2 separate regions of the Homo sapiens genome follow, and region 2 is linked to region 1. Evidence: chromatin loops called from intact Hi-C (ENCODE). Cell type or tissue: mammary epithelial cell. All regions are shown on one strand.

Region 1 (5,000 bases):
AAGAGTTTCTGTACTTATAATACAATGGACTAGAAACTATCACAGTGATTTTATCAAAATAATATCACCCTAGGGGGCCCTGCCTAAGCGGTGGTCAGTCAACATCCCTGCCAAAGATAAATCACTCTCTTTCCACCTCAAAACACAGTTATAATGACTTGGGTTTACACGGCTCAAATTACAGCAGGTATTCTATGAATTAATTTTAAAATGCATGTTCCTAAGCCATTTGCTTGTACAGCCTGAGGAGTTAAAATATCTCGTGTATTCATAGAGACATGAACACATCCACTATGGAAAACAAAGACAAACCAAAGACTCTTGTTGCTCTGAAACCAAAAAAAGTTTGAGGTCTAAAGGTTCTCAAACTTAAACGTGTGTATGTGTCATGAGGAGATCCTGTAAAAGTACAGATTCTGACTCGGGAAGTCTGGGGTGGGGCCCAAAATGCTGTGTTTCTAACAAATGCCCAGGTGATGGTACTGTGGAAGGTCCCAGATCCCACTTAGAGAGCAAGGCCAGAGAGCTTAAGCAACATAGCAGTGTTCATGTCATATAAACACAGGGACTTTGACTTTTTAAACAATTCAGCCAGAGAACACCAAAGTAAAATTATCAGGAAGTGATACAACACATCTTACATACATTTTTGTTCTTTACTAGGAATTATGTTTAAAAGGGAATACTTTCTGCATAATCATTGCTTTTTCTACTGTATCCATTCTTACTGAGCCATGAGAGTAGGAGTCGAGCGGTTCCTCTCACAAGTTTTACACAGTAGGCTATGGGCTTTGCTCAGCCACCCGAAAACACACATGCCACAGAGCGGGAACCAGAAGAGCAGGCAGCACCCTGAGCACCCTCTCTGAAGCTCCACAAGCTAACAGTGACAGGAAGGGCACTCCACAAACATCTCAGCTCATTCCCTGCACTTTCTGGAAACACATCATGATCAAATGGCATAATGCCCCTTCATCCAGATCTTGCCATGAGTCTTAAACAGAGCAGAATTGAAAGTGAATGGCTTTTAGGATATACAGCCCTCAATTGCCTCCCCATACCTACCCCTAAAATTCATGACCGTTAGCAACAGCAAAGTTAGGCCCCCTGTGCCAGGCAACAGCCAGGGGAGGGAAATAAAGAGAAAAAACGAAGCAATTAGATGACGTGCCCAAGTAGAGGTGGGTTTTGCAGGGTTTGTTTGTTTTCAGGGATTTTTTTTGGTAGAATTGCCTTATTTAACTGTTAAATTACTACTTTATTATCGAGTTCAATTTTTGCTTTTTTCCCTCTTCTTCTTTTGTTCTGATTTTAAGATAGTCTCACTCTGTCACCCAGGCTGCAGTCTACAAACACGACTCACTGCAGCCTCAACCTCCTGGGATCAAGCGATCCTCCCACCTTTGCCACCTGTATAACTGGGACCACAGCCATGCACCACCACAACCAGCTAATTAAAATTCTTTTTTAGAGACAGGGGTATCGCTTTCTTGCCCAAGTTGGTCTTGAACTCATGGGCTCAAGTGATCCTCCCATCTAGGCCTCCCAAAGTGCTGGGATTACAGGCGTGAGCCACCATGCCCGGCCTCAGTTTTTTCCATCTACAGGTTGTAGTGCATCGGTGAATGATGAAATCATTTTGATAGGTCAGAACTGGGTTGTTTAAAAATGCAACAGGTGGGGGTGCATCACAGTTCAAAGGAGAAGTGTTGTTTCTCAGTTGTGTGTTGTTTGTACCCAGTTATGTTGTAAAGTGCACTGCTGACTGGGGGTCATGAGTAGAAATTTGAAAAACACTGGACTATAGTTTGCTCTATGATAGAGAAGGGTTTCTTTTAACACCTTCACTGTTTTTAACATATTTATTTTGACTGTATTCACTTGGTATTTGATTGCCTTAGCTAGATGAATCAGGGTAAATAGCCTTTTTCAGATATTTCCCTGCTCTTTCCACTATAAATTTCCTGAACTCATATAGCATGTTTAACCCATACATGTAATAGTAACGTCCTTCAGGGTATACACCATATGAGTAGGTCACATTTAATCTACATTCTAAACTATTGCTGAGCATCGTACTCCATCCTCTGCATCCAAACAGTTGCTCAATAAATACACAGCTTAGCATGGGGAATGAGCCCTCCGTAGCTTTCGAGTTACAAGAGCACCATCTTCTGGCGAAATATTTTCTTTGTAGGGAGAATGTCAAAGACCTACCAAAAATGTCCTGATTTTTCTAGCAAAAATTATAATTACATCACAAATACTTTGAAATTCTGTAGAGCTCCTTGCTTCATTCAGGAGTTTCGCTTCATTTCCCCTCTGAGAAGTGGTCTTTCTGTTCCTTAGCAGTGAAAGCAGTCAGCCTGTCCTTCCTGGTTTTCCGTTAAACTAAGCCGGTTTCAAGTTTCAGCTCCTCCTTGAATTCCAGGCTGCTGAGACTTCCCTCTAGAATCCTCCAACATGGAGCCTCTTGCAGCTTACCCGCTAAAATGTTCCGGGCCCAGAGCAAAGGTATTTGCAGTTTTGCTGTCTATAGTTCTATGCACAGTAACGCTATTTCTTCTACAACTAAAATTCCTCAAACCTAAAATCAACAGCTTTTATGCCTTTGAAGTGAAGGATGCAAAAGGAAGAACTGTTTCTCTGGAAAAGTATAAAGGCAAAGTAAGTTGCATCATCTGATTTTTATTGTTATCATTTTTCCTTGTCTCTGTTTATTCCTCTTAATAAAATCAATTTTTTGCTGTTACATGGTCATAAGTTGGAATTTAGTCTTCAGAGTAATGGTATTAGTACATCACTTTAGTTATTACAGTTCTGATAGTTTGCTTCTAAATAATAAATTCCGATTATCTCGTTTTCTTTAAAATGCTTTAATTTTGTGCTGAATTGACATGTAAAGTTGTTTGGAAAATACTTATAGTTAGTAATGTGAACATGATGACATTTATTAATAAAAGTATTGGTTCTATAATCTAATAACTTTAAAAAGAACTTATCAAGGATCATAGTTTTATCTTTAATTTAAAAATAAACTTTCATGAGTATCTAATGCTTTTTTAATGGCAGTACTATTTCAGGGCCTTAACCCAGGCATCTAGGTTACAGTTTTCAATAGAACTGTGTATGTCCAAAAATATGAAAAAAACATCAATCAGAGGTTATAGTCCCCCCCAAATTGTTTAGGATTTTAACTACTTGCAGAATTTTTTAAAATCTTTTGCTTCACTTTCCGGTTGGATTTTTTTCTTTTTCCGGGAGGTTTCACTAGTTGTAAACGTGGCCAGTGACTGCCAACTCACAGACAGAAATTACTTAGGGCTGAAGGAACTGCACAAAGAGTTTGGACCATCCCACTTCAGCGTGTTGGCTTTTCCCTGCAATCAGTTTGGAGAATCGGAGCCCCGCCCAAGCAAGGAAGTAGAATCTTTTGCAAGAAAAAACTACGGAGTAACTTTCCCCATCTTCCACAAGATTAAGATTCTAGGATCTGAAGGAGAACCTGCATTTAGATTTCTTGTTGGTAAATATCTGCCTTGCATATGCTGTTTTAAATTGCTTTTCATTTTTAAACAATTATACCAGGACAATACTTTCCTATTTCATTTGAAACGTTGTATCGGGAAAGCTTCATAAAACTATCATCAAAGAGCCAGAATCTCATCCTTTGTAACTTCTAGGAGTTATGCTCCCCTGAAATCAATGTTTTAGCTTCTTAGATGGTAAAAGAATTCTATTCCAATATATTTTATTCCTTATTACCATCTTCCTGAAGAATTTACTTAAAGTGTGCCCATGGCTATTTTCACAAAATATCTTAATTCTCCTCTCTTGTAACTAGCATCTGGAGAAATGTCCCTTCCCGTCATTATAGCCACACAGCTCTCATGAATAGTGCTGGGCATTATTAGTTAACATATGTTTGTGGCTAATTTTATGTTGTCTTTCTTATCTGAAACAATATTCTCAAAGATGAATATGTCAGCTTACCAGATTTTTGCTAAAATCCAAAAACATATAACTTGGTTTTTTCAGAGGGCAGTAGTGTTAGGCTATTTCTCCAATTAAGCTAGCTACAGAAATCTGTTTAAAGACTTGCCAAGGTCACTTAGCACAAAGGTCATGAGGCATACAGACAGCATAGGCTTTGGCCTCAAGCTACCTGGGTTCAAACCCCTGCTCTTTTGTTTTTGCTATGTGGCTTCTTAACTTCTCTGTGCCTGTTTCTCATTTGTAAAATGGGCTATCAATAGTACCGCCTTCTTAAGATTGTTTGGAATTAAGTCTGTTAATAGTAAAAATAAAGTACTTATACACTGCTTGCTCTGTGCCAGACACTGTTCTAAACCATATTAGTCAAAAAAAAAAAAAAAAAAAAAAAGGCCGGGCGCGGTGGCTCACGCCTGTAATCCCAGCACTTTAGGAGGCCGAGGCAGGCAGATCACTTAAGGTCAGGAGTTAGAGACTAGCCTGGCCAATATGGTGAAACCCCATCTCTATTAATAGTACAAAAATTAGCCAGGTGTGGTGGTGGGCACCTGTAATCCCAGCTATTCAGGAGGCTGAGGCAGGAGAATCGCTTGAACCCAGAGGCAGAGGTTGCAGTGAGCTGAAATCGCGCTACTGCACTCCAGCCTGGGCGACAGAGCAAGCCTGCATCTTAAATAAATAAATAAAGGACATTAGCTAATGTTCTCTCATCTAACTTATTCTGATGACATCTTCAGTCCTATTTTCACTGTAAATAAGTTGAGTTTTGATCAAACTATTACCTCACTCAGGCAATCAAGCTTCTAATCCAACAAACCAAATAGTGATCTATAATATTTCACATAAATGTGAAGTCAGAATCTTCTAAAAACATTATATTTAATTTCTAGGGAAAGTTGATATAATGCCTAACGCCATAAATGGCAACCACAGTGAGGTCTTTATTCCTCTTATTTTGAAGGTCCACTGAGGAAAGAAAAGCCCAAGCACATGCCATTGAACTAATC
Region 2 (5,000 bases), 220 kb before region 1:
AAGAATTCTGGTTAACTTTCCCTGCTACCCTCTGTTTCCCTTCTCCAAACCCCCCACCCCAACCCCATTCCCAATAAAATGCAGCTACCTAACAAAGGCCATAATGCTTTCTATAGTAAGTAAATTCTGGGGAAAATTAGAAATATGGTTTTCCAATTTTTGTCAAAAAAAATCATTTATAATTTTTTAAAGAGGGGAAAAGGCCTTAAATATGTTGAAGCACTGCCACTCATTTCTTTTCTTAGTTGGGACATGCATATACCCGTAGGCACACATTCACAAGGCTGACATTGCCCTCTAATTGGAAATCCTCTTAAAGAAGGAAAGAGAAACTTGTTGATCTCCCTTTCATTATCCTTGGGAATAAAATCCTGCAAACAGACAGGTGTCATGATGCAGAAACCTTTTCAGAAATTCCCCAGGATGAATATCCCATTTTCTCTACCATTTCTTTCTTTTTTTTTTTTTTTTTTTTTTTGAGATGGAGTTTTACTCTTGTTGCCCAGGCTGGAGTGCAGTGGCGTGATCTTGGCTCACTGCAACCTTTGCCTCCTGGGTTCAAGCGATTCTCCTGCCTCAGCCTCCTGAGTAGCTGGGATTACAGGCATGTGCCACCACACCTGGCTAATTTTTGTATTTTTTTAGTGGAGACAGGTTTCACTATGTTGGCCAGGCTGGTCTTGAACTCCTGACCTCAGATGATCCGCCCGCCTCAGCCTGCCAAAGTGCTGGGATTGGAGGCGTGAGCCAGAGCACCCGGTCCTTCCTCTACCATTTCTAATCACCCTATGGATGGGGGATTCTCTTCCTCCTAAGGTCCCACCTCCTGCTGCTTGCAATTGCAAAGGAGATACTTTGATAGATTACAAATTGTTTTCAGTAGCTGACCTAGACATAACATCACCACTTCCTGATTATATTGATATGTGTTTCTATTATTTGCTTATTTGCGCCTCCAGAAACAATTCTTTTTTGTTGTTTTACTATAAACAGCATTGCAAGGTCTCTGTATTAAATCATAATTATTTACCCATGCAGTTCATGCACCTTTGTCCCTGGGGAATCTGGTGACGTGAATTTACAGGAACGTCAGGGTATTTCTCACCAACAGTTTCCTGTTATTGATATGCTTTTGTTTAGTTGTGATCTTTTTTTTAAGCATTCAGTTTCTCAAGGGAAAAATAAACAGGCATGTGACAATTATCACAGTCATGGGATCTCATCTGGGGACCTCACGTATGTGTTTTCATCAGGGACTGGCCCCTCTGGCAAGGCCAAACACTGTGAAATTGTATAAGCAGACAATTGGTTATCATTCATTCGTTCTCTCAGTTTTCCCACATGCTTCAGATAGCTATCTTAGTAAATAAATACACATTATACTTTGTAGAAGAAATTCCACAGTCTCAAAAGAGACTGTAGTAAAATAGAAAAAAAATTATAAGAGATGGATCGATAAGAAATCATTGATTTTTCTAAGCTCTGAAGTACAGAAATCCAAGGTTGGACTTTTCAATTATGAAGTAATTATGTTAGTTAACACTGTCATGAGCCTAAGTGTTCTTGCCAACTAACGTAGAAAATTGTAGTACTTAATTACTGAATTGAGACTTCACAACACTTGGAAAGATATTAAATGTACCTAAGTTTTCCGTCTCTCTTTATTATTACTCAAATATACATTCATCATGATTTTCAATGTCTACTTTTAATTGAGAAATGAGAATCCTTATCCTCAAAAACATTCCAGAAAGTGTAGTGGTTTTTCTAAATCCTGTCTTCTATATCAATATGCTATAAAACGTGAGCTGAAAACTGACATTAGCAAACAACTTTCTAAAACTATGCTGTCCTGGGTGGTAGCCACCAGCCACATGTGGCTATTTAAATTCAAATTAATTTGATTAATTTGCTAGAGGCCATGATATGGGACAGCACAGATCACTGAACATCTTCATCATTACACAAAGTTCTATTGGGCAGCCCTGTTCTAAGAAGCAGACTCAACATGCAATAAGTAGAAAGCTAATACCTTTTGAAGTACATTTACTGGCGGAAATTGCAGCTAAACTTTTCTTATGTTTGAAAATTGTTTACTTTCAATAAGGTGGCCCCCTTAAACCTAACACCTCCTCTCCTCAGGTTTTATTCCCTTCAGAAGTGTATAAAGTATGTAGAGCTGGTAAGCCTGGAAAATGAATCAAGAATATAAAAAGGTATTGTGAAGCAACAGTATATCCTGCAGGAATAGTGCTCATCGTGGCTGACTGACAATTTGCCTGATGCAAATTGTCAAATGTATTTGTCATAATGTCATTCTTCCTCCCTCCTTTAAAATGTCAAACAAGCACAGGTTTAGGTGAATATTATAGCATGTAAATATAGAAGTCAGTTGTCTGAAAATTCCCTTTATGATATGTTTACCCTTGGCATCAAACCCCGTCCTTCTACAGTCTCTCAAATTTTATCACCTTCATTCCCACTCCCAGACTTACCTCTAGCCTGGTGACTCCTTAAATACACTAAAGAGAAAACAGAAAAATTCTCCAGTTCAAATTTTGAGTCCTGGATCTGCCACTTACCTTGAGTCATATGACCTTGGGGAAGCTACTTCACCTTTCTGAGCAACAGCTTCTCACTCCTACAACATGTACGGTGCTGCTAAGAATACCTACTCTACAAGGCCTTGCTTGTGAAGGCCTAATGGGGTGATAGGTGTGACAGCGCCAAGTGAGTCACAGAGCACAACACAAATGCAAGTGGCTATTATCGCTAGTTCAGTTACTTTTCTTTGTTGACCATGAGGTTCTGAGAGCCACAGCACCTGGGAGTCCCATAAAAGGACAAATTGAATCACTGATTTTCTCAATGTATGGAAAGCCCAAGGAAAACTGGACTCGTCAACTCATCATCAACCGTAGGATGCAATTTTCAGCTTAGAGATGTATAAAGTAATACTGAACATCAACAAATGCTTGATCGAGACCATACAAATCTTGGCCAGTAGGGGTCTCTGAACATTGCACACTGAAGCTCTTTATTAAAACTAATGTAATCTAATTACTTAAATCATCTAATCTGGGTATTTTGTTCAAAAGTCTGTGCACCTGAGTTGAAATGTTCTGTTTCAGCTGGGCACGGGGGCTCATGCCTGTAATCCTGACAGTCTGAGAGGATGAGGCAGGCGAATTGCTTGAGCTCAACATGGTGAGCGTGGTGGGTATGGTGGCATGCACCTGTGGTGCCAGCTACTCAGGAGGCTGAGGCAGGAGGATCGCTCGAACTAGGAGGAAAAATGTTCTGTTTCAGTCCTTCATAGCATCATGACTTTTTGCCGCCCTTTAAATTAATTAAATTTTTTTTCATCTTTTCTTCTCTACTAGCTCTTTAGTTATATATTTTGAAATGTTTTAGTAGTTATCCTAGAGATTTGAATATGATTCTTACTTATTTCGGTTTACTCTAAATTGCTGCCTTTATGGCTTAAGAATTTTATAAAAATTTATAGCTTTTTCTTCCTTTTTGCTACTGTTTTTATATTTTGTACCTCTTTTATATTATAAATGCTATAAGGTATTATTATTTTTGCTATTTCAAACAGCCATTATTTCATTGTTCTGGCTTTATTGAGGAATAATTGACATAAATTGTCTATTTTTTTAAAAAACTCTGTTAAATAAGTAGTAATATAAATAAATGTAAACATAACAGGATAAATAAAATCACAGTGTAGCAAGAAAGAACAGAGGGAACATTTATCCAAATAGAGCATTTCTCATTTATAGACATTCGTTCTGTTTTTCCACTCAAGCTTCACTAAAATATTCTTTTCCAAGCAAAAAGAAAAATAACTTTCTTCTGTTCCTTTTGTACTAGTCACCTCAGATTTGGTTCTAGGAAAAGGATCTCCCTGTTGATGAAAGAATGATTTATTTTCCAGTTCGTGAAATGAAACTCTTGCCAGGACTCTACCAGCAAGGCAGTTCACACAGCAAAATCTCTGACCAGGCTTCCAGCAAGCCCCTGTTGCTCCCTCCCACTGTTGGGAGATTTACATGGTCAGGCTGAAGTTCACAGAGCCAAGTTCTTAGACACCTGAACAGGGCACTGCTCTACAGTTCCTTTTTTCCAGCGTGAAATTTATTTCTTGGAGGTAATTACCTTAACTATTCCTCAATTTCTTCATCTGCACATTGTCTGTCTCAAAAGGGATATAGTGAAGACTGCATACATTGTCCCATTTAGAGTGCCAGCATGGTGCTTGGCATGTGGTAGAGGTACAATAAATATAAATGACTTTCTTCTCCTTCTTGCATTTGCATAGTCAATTCAATTTAATAAGCCTTGATTGAATGTGCAAGATCCAGCTAGCACGAGGAGGGGAGAAATGATAAACACAATGGTCTTTACTCTTGAGCCATTTACACTCTAACAGGGAGAAAAAACAAGCACACAACTATCACTTGAAGCAGAATGTGACAAGAGCCTAAGAGGGTAACAAGCAAACCTGTATGGAAGCACAGAGGAAGGAGAAAGTGTTTCAGGCTGGGGAGTTTCTGATGGTTTCATGCAGTGGGGGGCATCAGCCCTATCTTTTAAAGAGTCCTTAGATATCTGTGGTGCAGATGGGGAAGAAGGGCTTGAAACAGTGGATGAACAGAAGGAGTAAAACCATGGGAGGCAAAGTAAAGGGTTTTAGGAAATGGAGGTGGGGGTAGACCTGGAAGTTTGAAAAGGGCTATGTATGAGGAGAGGTGCCAGAGGTTGGGCTGGAAGAGAAGAGCATGGACAAGATTGAAACAGCATTGAATGTTGTGCACACTTTAGACCTTATATCCAGAGCCAGGGCCTCTCGGCCTTTTCCTTGTCATGGCACACATAGAAAATAACCATGTCTGTATAGTACACTGGGGTGAATGGATGAGCTTGCCTTTGGCTGCACCATAGCTTGGAGCTGCCCCAAATGCCGAGGGGATCAATATCTCAGCACATCTGTAACC

The links. A loop is a pair of places that touch in the nucleus more often than their neighbours do. Peaks named below come from ENCODE experiments on the same cell type or tissue, not always from the same donor. Only the 100,000 strongest peaks of a DNase experiment are listed, where the experiment ranks them.
Region 2: a loop joins it to region 1, with 13 times the contacts of the local background. A loop is called at or near these places in 11 of 110 quality-filtered maps.

The regions. Positions count from the first base shown.
Region 1 is chr5:55,157,730-55,162,729 of GRCh38, forward strand. The region is part of intron 2 of CDC20B (cell division cycle 20B); the gene reads right to left. It overlaps GPX8 (glutathione peroxidase 8 (putative)), which reads left to right and starts at 2,442. Exons shown (of 3, transcript NM_001008397.4): 1 at 2,442-2,667; 2 at 3,265-3,526. The coding sequence starts at 2,464. In mammary epithelial cell, a CTCF peak has its summit at 2,190 (motif pointing left); DNase peaks (open chromatin) are centred at 2,412 and 3,352; H3K4me3 peaks cover 1,775 bases; H3K27ac peaks cover 1,337 bases.
Region 2 is chr5:54,941,448-54,946,447 of GRCh38, forward strand. No RefSeq gene overlaps it. Among named protein-coding and RNA genes, the nearest start is that of ESM1, 42 kb to the right of the region's middle. In mammary epithelial cell, a CTCF peak has its summit at 3,008 (motif pointing right); no DNase peak of the experiment used is centred here.